2 separate regions of the Mus musculus genome follow, and region 2 is linked to region 1. The links are chromatin loops, found by intact Hi-C in ENCODE. Cell type or tissue: heart. All regions are shown on one strand.

Region 1 (8,000 bases):
CCCTAGAACGGGGCGTGCACTCAACTCCGCTGCCCATCTTCTCCGCTCAAAAAGTTGTGTGGAGTGGCCCGGCTCCCCAATCCGTCAAGTTTTCGCAGAAAGGGCTTCCGGGTCCTTCCCGGACTGCACCGCACCGCGCGCACCCCGCAGCCCACTTACTCTCCTGGGCCATGCTTATGACCGTCTCGGTGGTAGCGTGGTACTCGTCCTCTTCCAAGAAGTCCTCAGGCTGCAGCGCGTCGCCTTGGAAGTCGTGCAGATCCAGGATCTGCTGCAGCGGCGGCGCCTTGGGCAGCAGCTGCTTCACTACCTCCCGGCTGATGTTGGGCGCCTCCTTGAGCCGCAGTTTGCTCAGGATCTGCGACTTGATGCTCTCTAGGCGCAGCTCGCGGCTGTGCTGCCGCCACACGCACACGGGGCAGCCGTCCGGCTCCGGCGGAGCGGACGGGGCCGGCCGGCTCGAGCGCTCCCCCCCGACCCCGGCCGCCGCCGCCGCTGCCGCCGCCGCCGCCGCGGGGCCCTCGGCCGCCTCCCCCCGGGGCCGCAGCTCCAGGGCGAGGAGCAGGAAGCCCAGCAGCAGCGGGGCCGCGAGCACCATGCTGCAGGGGAGGGGAGGACTGGGGGGCGGGGACGCCGGAGTCCCGCGGGGAGGGGGCGGAGGGAAGAGGGAGGAGGAGGGGGTCCGGGCGGCGCGGGATTGGGGGCTGCCCGGCCGAGGGGGGGCCGGGGGCCGGGGGCGGCGGGCGCACGGGCGGGGCGGGCGGGCGGCCGGGGCGGGCAGCTGGGGGGGCCCAAGCCCGGGCCGGGCCCTTTATAGCCCCGGCCCCCGTGTCGTCAGCGGCCGCGATTGGCTGCGGAGCCAACAAAAGAGGTAGCGCTGTCATCCGAGGCGAGAGAGGGAGCCGGAGAGAACCGAGGAAAAGAGAGAGAGAGAGAGAGAGAGAGAGAGAGAGAGAGAGAGAGAGAACACGAGCGAGCACGGGTCCAGAGAAAGATGAAGAGACCGAAAGATGAGGGGGAGGGGGGGAGAGGCCGTGAGGGACCGAGTCAGAGAGATCGGGGACAGACGGAGCGGTGGGTAGGGGTTGGGGGTGGGGGAAGAGGCAGATCCAAAGATACCCAGATAGGAAGGGAAGAGGGAGAGACAAAAGAGAGAAAAGAAGTCACAGAAGGGAGAGACTTAGCTAGAGAGCAAGAGCGAAGACTGAAGACGACCAGAAAAACTAGTGGGACAGTTAAGAGTGGAGAGAGTCAAAGACAAAGGTAGAGCGCAAAGAGGGGTGGCTAACCGAATTCTACGGAGTCGAACAGGAGAGAGCAGGAGAGGTGGGCAAGAGAACGGATGGGTCAGAGGGAGCTGATGGTACCCTGCGCAAGAGGGAGAGGCAGAGACAGGGGATACCTTGGAGGTAGCAACCCCTGAGGAGGCAGGTGCAGAGAAAAGACCAGGGGAGGAAGTAACACACACAAGTCAGCCTTGGTTGGAGCGCAAAGAGACACCCAAGGGGAAGAGGTGGAGATGTGAAGAATAGCCTCAGCTACCAGAGGTAGCCCAGGATGTTTAAAGAACCCATAAAATGGAACATCAGGCTGATTTATCACAGGGATGAAGGCGGTCAGGAGAGGAAGAGGCCAGGGACAAGCTGAGAAGTTGACAAGTACTGAGCCCGGAAGAAAACTATCTAGGAGGCCTGTGATCTTGAGATTGAGGTTTAATAGAACAAAGAGAGTGATCGTGATCGGGCTGGAAAGGGTGGGAGCCATGAGGGGAAGAGCCAGATGAGGGATGAGGTAGGGCTTGAAAGTGGTGCTTGGCGAGGAATCTGGACCCTCTCTCTGGGTTCCTAGCTACGTCTTTGTGTTTGTAAGGTCTTACATGTCTGAGAAAGCTTGAAGTTTTAGGCGTAAGGGTAAGAGCAGGGTCTATACTCAGATGTCTAATGTGGAGATAGCAAACCCCAAGGGGAGCCACTCTGGAATGGGACCAGCCATGGTCTTCAGGTGTGGTCCTAAGCGCAGCCAGACAGCTCAGTACACGAGGAAGACAGTGTACAGGTGTGCTCAGCCACTACTGCTGGTTCCCTCTTCCCAGGTCTCTGTTTCTCTTTTTCCCCCTCTTCCCCTCCCCTAAACCCTTTCTTCTCCTTTTCCTCTATCCTCTGAGACAGAGTCTCAGATGCATCCCAGGCTGGCCTCAAACTCAGTTATCCTCCTGCCTCAGCCTCCAGAGAGCTCTCTGTATAAGCATGCCTTGACCCATGTCTCTGAAGATCCCTTGGCAAACTGAAAATGTTAGGGGGTTGAGATTTGCTCTTCCAGTGTCTCGCGCAGTGTTCACTGAACAAAATGTATAAATGTCAGTAGGAAGGCCCTGTCTCAAAAAAATATATAGATAAATGTAAAATGTATAGACCTCACTATTGGGATTCTTGGACCAAGTAGAAGGTTTTTGGTTTCCTCTCTGGAATTAAACCCTAATTAAAATATATATATATATATGTTAAAGTTAGTTAGGCATAAACAAAAGAACAGAATTGGGTTTGGGAGCTGGAGTGGAATGAGGGTAACTATTGGGGTTCAGCTGTGAGGGAGAAGCAGGGTAGGTGAGAAGCTCTGAATACATGACCTATTCCTATTTAGAACAGGGACTTAGGGATGGAGAGATGGCTCAGCAGTTAAGAGCACTGACTGCTCTTCCAGAGGTCCTGAGTTCAAATCCCAGCAACTACATGGTGACTTACAACCATCTGTAAAGAGATCTGATGCCCTCTTCTGGTGTGTCTGAAGACAGCTACAGTGTACTTATATATAATAAACATAATAAATATTAAAAAAGAAAAAAGAAGAAGAACAGGGACTGAATGGAACACAATCCAGAAACTTCTCATTACTCCCTTGCTTTGGACCAAAACATGGGAGTGTCGATAACTTACCAAGTTTTTCTCTCCCTCTCTCTGTGTTCTCTTCCCTGTACCTTGAATTGGGTGTGGGGTGAGGTAGAACCAAGGGGCTGTGCATACAAAGCAAGAACTCTTCCACTGAGCAATCATCAAGTTTCTTTATCTATAAATGGAGACCATAATTTCTACCTTCAACTAGTTGTGAGGATTACCTCGGAGCCGGCCAAGAGTGTCAGGGAGTCAGGGCTTCTTCTTCAGGATCCTCTTTTGTCCCTTTCTGATCCCTCAGAGCCCTGATTGTTCTTACCGCATACTCTGCTGCGTTCCCATTTTTCAAACCTATTACTTTGATGTTATTTTCTTCAGGAAACAAACCAAACAAAAACAAACAAAAAATTGCAAACCAGCCAAGTGTAGTGGAGCATGCTTTTAATCCAGGAGGCAGAGGCTAGCCTGGTCTACACAAAGAGTTCCAGGCTAGCCAGGGTGATCTAGTGGGACCCTGTCTCTGAAAACACAAACACTTTGAGAGCAGAAATGGTGCTGCCCCTTTCTGCTTCTTTAGAGAATGGACAACTTACATTCACTTCCTCCTCAAACTTGTATCGAGTGGAAGGTCAAAGACGAGAGAAGCAAACAGTAGGTGCATAATACCTGCTAACGCTCCAGTCCAGGGGACCCGAGGCTCCTCAAACATCACAGACCAAGTACAGAAGCTCTCTCTGCTCAGATGTGCCCTATCCTGCAGGCTTCACTTGATGAATGGCAGTATGTACACAGACTACGTACCTGGATGTAGCACTCCAATCTTGTTTTATCATCCAAGTGTTCTCCTTGGACCCACTTCTCAGCTGGAGCTGGAGTTCAGGAGCTGAGTGTGATGCCCAAGCTTAATTCCTAGCATCCAACTTCCAGTCTCCAAATCTCTTGGCCAAATTTGTACTTTTACTAGGTCTCGGTGTAGAGGAAATTTTTAGATAAATCATTCAGGAATCCCCTTTCTTACTGTAGCTTCTCTAATAGATCTAGGATGCCTGTATGCCAAGTCCCAGCAACCTTCCTTTCTGGCTGTATGAACTTGAACAAGGTGTGTGTGTGTGTGTGTGTGTGTGTGTGTGTGTGTGTGCATGCCAGGCGGGAGTGGGGGTTAGGAGAATGCACAAAAGGATCAGATAATTTTATGGAGTAAGTTTTCTCTTTCTACCATGTGCTGGGTCTCCAGGATCAAACACTCAGGTCATCAGGTGTGATGGCAAGTACCTTTATCTGCTGAGCCGCCTTGCCAGCCCAGCTTATTAAAGCCCCTTACACCTTAGAATCCACAGCTATTTTTGAAGCATGAGGTCTGACAAAGCACTCTAATAGTATCAGTCAGCCTTCGTCACCTCTTACTGTGCTTGCAACCTCACACTGGGACACCCAACAGCAGAACCCTTTTCACGAATGTATTTCTTAGCAGCCTTAACTAAAGGTTGAATGACCCTCAGTGAGTGAACCTAGGTGGTGGTGGCGGTGAAGAAAATTGTGTAATTTTGTCCACAAGGGGTTGTTATAGGCCAAATACCAGGAAAGCACTCAACAATTTGCTCGACAGATTTCCACTCCCTGGCTTTATCGCTAGGACTAGTAATTCATTAAGTGGACAAGACTGCCCTCTGGTGGAATAACATGAAACGTCAGACCAGTGGTTTTGATACTTGCCCTTCAGACTTTTCAAGTCAGGAGTACCTTTCCCCAACCTCGAACCCGAGTACCGTAGGCAAACGCTGTACTGGTGAACAACATCTTCAGGCGAAGTTTTGAAAAAGAGTAAGCTTTGTCTCTTCCTCAACCCCTCCTAGAGTCACTTCTTTCCTTGACTTCTCTCAGGTTTGGTCCCTTATGATTCCTCTAAGACGCATAAAGTAATTCCTAGCTTTCCGTCTGCCCCAGACCTAGTCGTGAGAAGGGGGCGCTAGTTGCTTTATAGGACAGGAGTTGGAAGAAAGCAGAACATTAAGACTTTTGCTTGCTGGGGTGATAGCGCAAGTCTGTAAGCCGAAGTGTCAAGAGAGAGTGTGAGGCAGATCATTGCTATAAGTCAAGGTCAGCCCGGGCTACCTAGAGAGACCCTGTCACCCGCCAACCAAACAGCCCACGCACCCACCCTTTGCTTATACCGGTATGTGCCAACCCTGGCTTGGATCCCAGCTCACTGCCCTGGTCTCCCTGGTAACTGCCTTCCAGCTAGGGGTGCCCCTCTCCTAGGTTACCAGAGCGACCTCCATACCCGCCTCCTTCCAGGTCCTGACTGGTTCATAGCAAATGTGGGTAAGGGTCTTGAGGCTGGTATTTAGGTTTGAAGGTTGTGAGCTACGGGTGAAAAGGAAGCAAGTATCTAGGGGAGGGAGCCGGTAGAGGGATGGAAGTGCGTTCTCCGGTATGCGGTCTGTTAACAGCCTTAGAAGCAAGAACTGCTCCTGAGGAGTCTGTTGCCAGTGTTCGAGGCCAAGGCTCAAGGGTGCTGTTACGGGGGTGGAGAGTGGGATGGAGTGGGGGTGGGGTATGAGGAATACACTGCTTCCCTGATCTGCGGCACCCCTTCCTGCCCTGTACATTAGAGCTGGGCTTTTGGAGAAAGCTACTTTTCTTGCCTCCTTTGAGAGAATTTCCCCATTCTTCCCACACAAGTGCCCCCCCAGACCTGACCCCGTTTAGCTTCTAAGATTAGGCGAGGTCAGGTTGCAGTGGTACACAGTATTCCCTAATCCTATCTCCATTTTCCCCCCAAAAGCCTTATCTCTGGGGCTAATGGCTTTATTCTTCCATACTTGGGGGCTTCCTTGGGGTGGGTGAGGAGGGTGAAATGGTTGAATTGTAGGAGCAGGGGGTGGGGGGAGAGGACCTCCCTGGAGGCTTACCTCCCTACTCTCTTCCCTTCTAGTATGTGCCTCTCTAGGGGTGTGGAGCAGCTTTTCCTGGCTGGGGTGGTGTGTTGGAGAAGTGGACTCTTCCAAGTCTTCTGCCCACAAACCCTGCAGTCCCCAAGAGGACCTTACTGTGTAATTATTGCCCCTTCCTGTATCATGTTCTCCAAACCCTATACTTATCTTGCCCGGGTCCCTTGGCAGCCCCTCTAACTTCTTTAGCTTCTTCTCTATGAGAAGCTGGGGGCTGGGAGGAAGGATCCAAAGAGTTTGTGTTTGGGGCTGTAGTGGTGATCAAGAAGGTCTAGAACAATCTGAAGTCTGTAAGAATCATTAAGGCTCATTCATGGCTTTCTTTGCCTCCAGCTGCCCCCTCCCAAGAACCTTCTCTGAATTTCCAGTCAATTTTCCCTAGCCTTCTTAAGGAATGTCAGCCCACCAGTTCTATCTACCCTTTCCTTTTTAGCCTGGGGGTTTCCAGGTATCCCCACCTTTTCTGTGTCTTTTTTACATACTGCTTTCTTCCCAGAGTCTTGAAATCCTAACTTGAGAGCCTTCCAGCAGGAGACATCATATTCCTGGAAAGGGGGTGGGGGTGGGGGTAGTGGGGAACGTGTGTGTGTGTGTGTGTGTGTGTGTGTGTGAGAGAGAGAGAGAGAGAGAGAGAGAGAGAGAGAGAGAGAGAGAGCTCAATGTTTATTCTTCCAGAGATGTCAAAATGCTGACAGATGGGCTGATCTGGGCACTGGGAAAGCAGGGGCTGAGCTGTTAGATGAGGGAAGCTGGTGAGAGGGAAACTGGAGGCAGAATTCCAAGAAAACCCAATCTCAGTGAGAAGTCAGGAGAGAGTACTTGGCTGTAAAGATCAAAGTAGTGGCTCAGAAGAGTGTGTGTGTGTGTGTGTGTGTGTGTGTGTGTGTAAGGTACAAAAAGAACCAGGACCAGGGAGTCTGCCTTGGCATTACCAACATTCCCTGCTGATTCCCACTCTGATACTTCTCCTCTTTGTTGGCTTTCTCACTGAAACTCCACACCTATGCAAGGAACCTGACCGGTTTGAGTGCAGCATTTAGTATGCCTCCTACAAAACCCTCGTTCTTTGACAGCCACCTTAGAGTTGTTTGCTTTTGAAATAGGATCTCACTATGTGGCCCTTGCTGGCCTAGAACTTGCTAGGTGGATAAGGCTTGAACTCACAGACATCTCTTTATAATGATCTCCTGAGTACAGCGATTAAAGGTATGTGCCGTCATGCTCAGCGCATCTTAGGTACTTTGACATTCTCTTGTGCCCACCGCCCTGTGCTAAGCAGCACCCAGGATCCAGGCCTCCTCCTCACTATAGGCATCACACCATACTGTAGTTTTGTCTGTGTCTGCAAAAGTCTTTACTTTTTTAAAAAGAGATTTGTTTGTTTTCATTTTGTGTTTCTTTTTTTTTTTTTTTAAACATTATGTGAGGATTCCATTTTTTTAAGATTTATTTATTTATTTATTATATATAAGTACATTGTAGCTGTCTTCAGACGCACCAGAAGAGGGCATCAGATCTCATTACGGGTGGTTGTGAGCCACCATGTGGTTGCTGGGATTTGAACTTCGGACCTTCGGAAGAGCAGTCGGTGCTCTTACCCACTGAGCCATCTCACCAGCCCCCATTTTGTGTTTCTAAGTATCTTTCCTGAATGTATGTGAGTGCACTGCACGTGTGTCCAGAGAGGCAACCAGGTCCCTTAGAATTAGAGCTCCAGTTGTAAGCCACCATGTGGATGCTGGGAACAGAACCATGGTCCTCTAGAAGAACAAGCTATTCTCTTGATAGCTGAACTATCTCTCCTGCCCTGCCCGTAAACATCTTAAAGGCAGGACCATATGGCCTAGGACTAGACTCACCCATGGGATGAGTTCTTTCTCTGCCCTGGCCTAGTGTCCTTGGCTTTCAGTCCCAGGGACTAGACATAAAAAAGTAACCAGCAAACACATAGCTTTGCTTTTGTCTCATTGATTAAATGCTCATCTGTGCTCTGTCTCAGCAGAAAGATGAAGGCGCCCATGGAATGCAGAAAGGGTGTCAGATCCCCTGTAGATGGAGTGACAGTTGTGAGCCACCTGGTGTGAGACTGCACATGGGTCCTCTGGGAGAGCAGTCAATTCTATCCACCAATGAGCCACCTTCTCAGCCCATCAGAGCAAAG
Region 2 (8,000 bases), 160 kb before region 1:
GAAACCCTGTCTCCAAAAGACAATCAGAAAAAGCAGGTGGACAGCTGCTTGATGTACGAATGACCCTTGCTACCTACGTCCTTCAACTCAAACACAGCTCTCACCCCCACACTGTTCCTCACTCCTCCACCACACTTCTTTATCCTGAGCCCTAGAGTTGTTAGGGAAGGGGACTGTCACCCTCAACAGCCCTTGGTTTAGAATACCATCCTTTTTTCTTCCAAAGCTCCTTCTTTGGCCACTCTAGCTTGGACCCAGTTTTGTGTATCTCTCTTTTTCCCAACAATCTCTTTATATCAGAACCCTAGGTTTTTAATCCCCCCCCAAACAGTATTTATTTATTCATTTGCTTATTTACTTGCTAAAGTGAATGGATGTTTTTGCCTGCCTGTATGACTGTGTACCAAGTGTCTGCAGTACCCACAGAGGGTGGCGTCAGATTATCTAGGACCAGAGTTGCAGAAGGTTGGAGCCGTCATGTGGGTGTTGGGAAAAGTGTCCAGGTCCTCTGGAAGAACAGTCAGTACTCTTAACTTCTGAGCCATCTCTCCAGCCCTGTGTCTTTCTCTTAAAGCTCCCCAGTCTCCCGCAAACCTCGTTTTTCCCACTTACCTCTTCCCCATCTTAGGCACCGAGCCAGATCATTTCCAGTGCCCAGGGGCAGCACAGCAACGGGAGGCACAGTGGCAAAGTTGGCTTTGTCTGAGGAGGAGGCAAGTGAAGAGATGGATGGAGGAGGCTGGCCCTTGAACACTATTGCCCCATTTCCTGCCCAGAGGGAGGCTCCCCCCTGCACTGACCAATGGTCTCTAGAACCCAGCCTACTGTGCCATCTCCACCACACACCAATATCCGGAACTGAGGAACATCTTTAAAGAATCTGAGCCTGAGATAAAAGGGAAGAGAGAAAAACGAAGAAGGATAACTGAGATCTATCCACAAGTCCTAGACAGATAAGTCACTTTTTGTCTCTTGTTCCTATGACTCCGTTCCCCCTCATCAAAGGACTTCAGTTTAGGACTGGGAGGCTAGCTCAGCTGATAAAGCACTGGCTTTGCAAACTCTAGGGCCTGAATTTGATCCCCAGAACCCACATAGAAAGATCAGGCATGTTGTTATTACAGTACTGTGGGGAGATAAGATGGGGGATCACAGGGATAACTGGTCAACCAGCCCAGCCTAGTTAATGAGCTGAGCCACTGAGAGAGCCTGTCTCAAGGAAGTATGGCATTCCTGAAGGTGACACCTTAAACTGTTCCTTGGCCCTGATTCACTCAAACATCCCCAACACCCCAACACACACACACACACACACACACACACACACACACACACACACACATTCTCTCTCTCTCTCTCTGGCACACACATATTTTTATTTTTCTTGTTTTTGTTTTTGTTTTGTTTTGTTTTGTTTTTGAGACAGGGTTTCTCTCTGTAGGTAGGCCTGGCTGTTCTGGAACTCACTCTGTAGACCAGGCTGGCCTTGAACTCAGAAATCCACATACCTCTGCCACCCAAGTGCTGGGATTAAAGGTGTGAGCCACCACTGCCTGGCCAACATTTTTCAAGTGGGTAAAAGAGCTTGCCGAGCAAGCTTAGGAATCTGATTCAATCCTCACAGACTCTCAAAAGTTGTCCTAGGACCTCTGTGCATGCACTGTGGCACATGGGCACATGCACACACACACACACACACACCCCACAGACAACAATAATAACAATAACAACAATAATAAAATGTCAAGGGGTGGGCAGATGGTTCAGTTGGTAAATGCCCTTCCAGCAAACATGAAAACTAGGGTGACAGCAGATTCCTGTGCACCACTGGGATTTGAGTTTCTATTCCTTAGTGTTTGGAGAAACCCAAAACTACTTCCTCTCCATCTTTTGAAACTGGGACCGAGAGAGTCAGAAAACCAAACATAATGAATATCCTAGTGACTAGGGAGAAAAAGCATTTAGAAATCTGAGCTCTTGGGTCTCCTATCCTAACAGACAGTCTCTCTCTCTCTCTCTCTCCCTCTCTCCCTCTCCCCCTCCCTCCCCTGGCCCCCTTGAGCATACAACCCCCACACACACACACACATGCCCGCACGCACACACCTCAAACCCTTTGATACAACCCCTGACCTATACGCACCCTGGCTCCGGACCATCCTTCAGGTCGAACACCTGCCGCGGGTTCAGAATGTACTGAAATTTCCAAAGCACACTGCGTGAGAGGAAAAGAAAGGCTGTAGCACGGATGACCAGACTCACGCTCTGTACTCCATTTCTATCTACTCTTCTCTAATGCCCTCCCCCAAAAAATCCCCTCCACACACACATCCCCTTCCTCCCCACTCACTCTGATCCTCTCTCTCCATCTAGGAAGAACCAGCATAGGCCTCCTCACCTCTGCCCTGCCCCTCCTCACCTCTGCCCCTGCTTGCCTCCGCTCTTAAGATTGATGAAGACTAGAAGGGGGTGGGTGTTAGAAACGGGTTCAATCTGCAGTGTGTGTGGGGGGGGGAGAAAATAAGGATAAATAAAGCAGGATTTTATCAAGGATGAAGGCAAGCTCTGCAGAAGGACTGGCATTTCCCAGGATGCTTTTCCCCTCCCCTCTCCTCCTCTACCAAGCTGGAGTTTTTGGAGATGAGGTATCCCCTACTTTCCACTTCAGTCCCTCCCCATAAGACTCAAATCAAAAGCTGGCATGACCTTTAAGCCCGTGACCCTCAGTCCAGTACCCGAAAAGCCTCAGGGGTGCACAGGCTTGTATCATCTGTGGTCTTGTGTTTGCACTCTTGTCCAGATACCTGGAGACAATGAAAGAGAAAGATGAGTTATCCAGGGATCCAATGGGGGGGTCTCACTTGGATCCTCTGTTCTAAACGCCGCTCTGGCTGGGTATAGTGGCTCACACCTATCCTATAATCCCAACACTTGGGAGGCAGAGGCAAGCAGATCTGAGTTCAAGGCTAGCTTGGTCTGCACAGCAAGTTCCAGGCCAGCCAGGGCTACGTCGTAGTGAGAAACAGTAACAAAACTCTATACCAAACCACAGGTATTCCATGTGTAGTGGTATGTTCATAAGAAAACAGGGACACTTTCCTGTTCAGGGAAAGCTCCTGTTCCCTGCCAGCTGCTGTTGAGAGACTTACCAGGACGCTGGGGTAGATGGAACACGGAGGCAGGATATGATCACGGAGCAACCCACAGTCACACTCAGGACCTACAGCCTGCAGACAGTCATCATGGATCTAGGAGCACAAAAGGGAAACAGAAATCATGCAGGGGACTTTATTAGTTCTCAGCTTGAGAGTATGGACAGGAAAGAAAGCCCTTGGGAACAAGAATAACTATGGCAGTAAGAGAGTAGAGAGGGCAGCAGGTAAGAGCACCCGACTGCTCTTCCAAAGGTCCGAAGTTCAAATCCCAGCAACCACATGGTGGCTCACAACCATCCGTAATGAGATCTGACTCCCTCTTCTGGAGTGTCTGAAGACAGCTACAGTGTACTTACATATAATAAAATAATAAATCTTAAAAAAAAATAAATTAAAAAAAAAAAAAAAGAAGAAAGAGAGTAGAGAGGGTCTCTCGAGGGACAGTTCCTGAACTGACCTCCAGGTGGCACCACACACAGTGCAGTCCTGTTAGGCTGTGGTAGGTCCGGATCTTTTTCTGGCAGCGGTCACAACGCCCGGAATGACAGCCTCCTCGAACCCATAAGTGTGACTGGACCTTGGGGGAGAGAGGCAAGCCCTTCCTTGTCTGGGAGCACCTCGTGTGAAAGGCAACGAGGGGCAGAAGAGGGCTAGGGACCAGGGCTAGGATAGGGTTAGCAGTGTAGGAATGAGCGGGCATGGGGGTCACTCACACCAATGTCTTTCCGAGACTTGGCATAGGTGCTGACTTCACAAGGCTGGGCCTTCATGGCACAGTGGTCATGAACAATGTACTTACAGACTGGGGAGAGGGAAGAAGGTCAGAGCCTTAGCGGTGGCCTATTCCCCCTCTTCTCCTTTCTTGGGAGTGAGGAAGGGTCACTCACTGGAACAAGACATGCAACCTTGGCTGCCAGGTTATGGTAGAGAAGTTTGCAAGGGCAAACTTCACCTCAGTCTCCTAACAATGCAGATGCTACCTCCTGTCTGTCTCTACATTGTCCCTGTGCTAAGTTTGGAACTGAGCTGGAAGCTCTTTGAGAGTTTGAGGCAAGCCTGGTCTACATATCCAGTCCAGGCTGGCCAAAGCTACACAAACCTGTCTCAGTAAAATAATCGACTCTTTGGTGTACTGCAAAATAATAATGCCTCCGCATGCATTTATGCGTGTGGGTATGTGTGTGACACAATGTATGCAGAGAGATCAGAGGACAGCTCTCTGGTCAGTTCTCTCCCTTTATTTCAGGTTCTAGGGAATCAAACTCAGAAAGTCATGTTTGGGAGCACCTGCCTTTACTCACCGACACTCATCTCACATCACTGCTTGTTTGTTTTGAGACAGAGTCTTATGTAGTCCAGGCTGTACCTTTAAGGCTGGACTTAAATTAAACTTCCTCTGTAACTGAGGCTGGCCCTAAACTCCAGATCTTCCTGTCTATAGCTGAGGAATGCTATTACTGCAGGCATGTGCTAGCAATAACAGTATCCACATATTTACTGTTCACAGTTATCTCCCTTTTCAGTCAAGGAAACTAAAGGTTAAAGAAAAACATGAAACTGGGTATGATGACTCACTCCTTTAATGCAACATTCAAGAGGCTGAGGCAAGTTGGGTGTGGTGGTGCACACCTTCAGTCCCAGCACTTGGGAGGCAGAGGCAGGGGGGAATTTCTATGAGTTTGAGGCCAGCCTGGTCTACATAGCAAGTGCCATGACTTGAGAGAGACCCTGTCTCAAAAACAAAAAGAAGGAGGAGGAGAAGGAGGAAGAGGAAGAAGAGGAGGAGGTGAAGGAAGCAGTAGCAACAGTAGCTGCCATTGCCACTACTGAGGCAAAAAGATTGTTGGGAGTTTTGCGATCAGTTTGGGCCATATAGTTCCAGGCCAGCCTGAGCTATAGTGTGAGATACTGTCTTTTTATTTACTAGGTTTTCTAAAAAGATATATTTATGCATTTTATGTATATGAGTACACTGTAGCTGTCTTCAGACATACCAGAAGAGGGCATCAGATCCCATTACAGATGGTTGTGAGCCACCATGTGGTTGCTGGGAATTGGACTCAGGACCTCTGGAAGAGGAGTCAGTGCTCTTAACCGCTGAGCCATATCTCTAGCCCTACAAGTTTGTTGTTGTTGGGTTTTTTTTTTAAATAACAAAGATTATTTTTAAAAAAAGACATATATAGGCTTGGGCTTTAGCACAACATACAAATAATAATAATTAATAACAGAAAGTTATATTGCTTCCCCAGGATCATAGAGAGTGAGTAGCAGAGCCCCAAAATCCAAATCCTTGTTTCATCTGAGTTCATAACATCGCGTCCTCACTAACTCCTGAGCTTCCCCGCTCCCACATTCCCGGTGTGACTCACAGTTACAGCTCAGGCCCTGTTTGCCAAGGCTAATGCTCTGTTCGCACAGGTTGCAGTAGACCAGTCTGGTGAATCTCTTGGGTCTCCATATATGGTTGCCATCATCTTTCATAGTCTAGGAGGTCACAGAGGATGCCAGCTTCTTAGAAGGCTAATCCCTGGTTCTCTGGTGAGTATATTCCAAGACCGCACTCGCCCTGCCCTTGCCAGCCTTTCTCACTCACCACGTCCATCCCCAGCCTTTCTCACTCACCACGTCCATCCCCAGCCCTTCTCACTCACCACGTCCATCCCCAGGAGCACAAGCAGTGGCACTGTGGTAGCCCCAGCACGGACCCACTCGTCTAGAGACACAGAGCCACTGCCGTCCTGATCCATCTCTCTCATCATCTCCTGAAGGATCTGATCAGACAGGAAGAAAGGCCTTTGGCTGGGAGTGGTCCCCAGACCCTCTCCACCATCTCCTAGGACACCACACAGTCATGCTAGCAGAGGAACCAGGTACCCGTGGGAGATGGGATAAGGCAGATACAGGACCGTGGGGGGTAGGGATGGAATAAGGAAAAGGACAAGCTGCCTCACCGGTCTCAGCTCAGACACATCCCAGTCTAGATATTCGGCCACTCGCATCATCTGAAGGATGATTTTTTCCACTTCCTGAAGAAAAGAGGGTAAAAGCCACAGATAGCCACTTACTATGGCCACTATACAAACGTCCTCTAGAAATCAGGGCTCCTGGATTCCACTTCCAGAATCACCTCTTGTTCTCAGGTACCTCTGACAAGTAAGTATTTATAGGCTTCCCATCTCTTGGCTTCTCTATTTTAGAGTCCAAGTTCTTGGGAACTGCTTCCATAGTTAGTTCTAGGGGACTAAGTATCTCCTCAATACCACTGTCTTCTGCTTTTTTTTTTTTTATTTAATGCTGGGGAGAGGGTAGTTTTAGGGATGAACCCAAGGTTTTCTGTATGCTATGCACGCTCTGGGCCATTAAGCTACACCCCCAACCTTTTCTCTGTTTCTGGAAACCCTGGAAAAGTCTAGGTATGCGAACACAGGCAGATGGACAGACTCCCTTGCCCAGCACACAGGTCCCACAGCTCACCGTGCTATCCAGGATCCCATTTCTGTCCATGTCATATAGCTTGAAGGTGACTGTGAAGTGTTTGAGCAACTGGGTCAGTTTATGCGAGAGATCCAAAGAACTCATCCCCAAACCAGGCATGGTGGCCCTGTAATCCCAGCACTTGGAAGGCAGATCTCTATGAGTTCAAGGCCATGCTGCTCCACAGCATAGGGAGTTCCAGGCCAGCCAGGGAGTCATAGTGAGGCCCTGCCTCAAAAAGAATATTAAACACCACAAAAACAAACCCCCAAGAATTCAGAAAGCAAGAGAAAAAAAGAGATATGGAGGGGATCTTGAAGTTAGGAATAGGACTGACAGGCTGGAGAGATGGCTCAGCAGTTAAGAGCACTGACTGCTCTTCCAGAGGTCCTGAGTTCAATTCCCAGCAACCACATGGTGGCTCACAACCATCTGTAATGGAGTCTGGTGCCCTCTTCTGGTGTCTCTGAAGAGGGCAATGGAGGTATACTCATATGCATAAAATAAATAAATAAATCTTAAAAAAAAAAAAAAGAATAGAAATTGACAGAGCAGATCAGAAAGAAGGGAGGCACAGGGTATACAGTTGTAATCCCAGGACTCAGGAAGCTAAGGCAGGAGGATAGACAATTTGAGACCAGGATGGGTTACACATTGTGAGACCCTGTCACATACAAATGAAACAAAAAAGGGAAAACAGCCGTGCATGCCGGCCTTGGTAAATACAACGGAGGCAGCACACACTTCTATGTGCCATCAACATCCGAGGCCACCTCCGTGGGGATGTATAGACATGGGAACTGAAGTGACTGTGGCGGGTAGCATTAGCTGTAGGCAGCTCAGGAGAACAGAGGAAACAGGAAACAGGCCTATTTTCAGGTCTCACCTTGTTGCCTTTAGAAATCTCAAAGGAAGGAATTACAGAGACAAAGTTTGGAGCTGAGACAAAAGGATGGACCATCTAGAGACTGCCAGCCATATCCAGGGATCTATCCCATAATTAGCCTCCAAATGATGACACCATTGCATACACTAGCAAGCGTTTGCTGAAAGGACCCTGATATACCTGTCTCTTGTGAGACTATGCCGGGGCCTAGCAAACACAGAAGTGGATGCTCACAGTCAGCTGTTGGATGGATCACAGGGCTCCCAATGGAGGAGCTAGAGAAAGTATCCAAGGAGCTAAAGAGATCTGCAACCCTGTAGGTGCAACAACATTATGAACTAACCAGTACCCCGGAGCTCTTGACTCTAGCTGCATATGTATCAAAAGATGGCCTAGTAGGCCATCACTGGAAAGAGAGGCCCATTGGACATGCAAACTTTATATGCCCCAGTACAGGGGAACGCCAGGGCCAAAAAGTGGGA

What was found. Peaks named below come from ENCODE experiments on the same cell type or tissue, not always from the same donor. Only the 100,000 strongest peaks of a DNase experiment are listed, where the experiment ranks them.
Region 2: it touches region 1 in a loop (6-fold over the local background); 21 of 42 quality-filtered maps call a loop at or near these places.

Annotation. Positions count from the first base shown.
Region 1 is chr10:128,891,088-128,899,087 of GRCm38, forward strand. It overlaps Gdf11 (growth differentiation factor 11), which reads right to left and starts at 631. Exons shown (of 3, transcript NM_010272.2): 1 at 160-631. The coding sequence starts at 598. It also overlaps a transcript of Cd63 not described here. In heart, a CTCF peak has its summit at 4,565 (motif pointing left); DNase peaks (open chromatin) are centred at 284, 854, 4,584, 5,044 and 1 weaker place; H3K4me3 peaks cover 3,312 bases; H3K27ac peaks cover 2,084 bases; H3K27me3 peaks cover 3,004 bases.
Region 2 is chr10:128,727,456-128,735,455 of GRCm38, forward strand. It overlaps Dgka (diacylglycerol kinase, alpha), which reads right to left. Exons shown (of 24, transcript NM_016811.3): 6 at 6,633-6,682; 7 at 6,110-6,184; 8 at 5,810-5,929; 9 at 5,528-5,642; 10 at 3,869-3,957; 11 at 3,613-3,732; 12 at 3,150-3,248; 13 at 2,736-2,804; 14 at 2,420-2,493; 15 at 2,144-2,215; 16 at 801-886; 17 at 613-702. Among named protein-coding and RNA genes, the nearest start is that of Dgka, 13 kb to the right of the region's middle. In heart, a CTCF peak has its summit at 7,107 (motif pointing left); a DNase peak (open chromatin) is centred at 3,696; H3K4me3 peaks cover 216 bases; H3K27ac peaks cover 329 bases.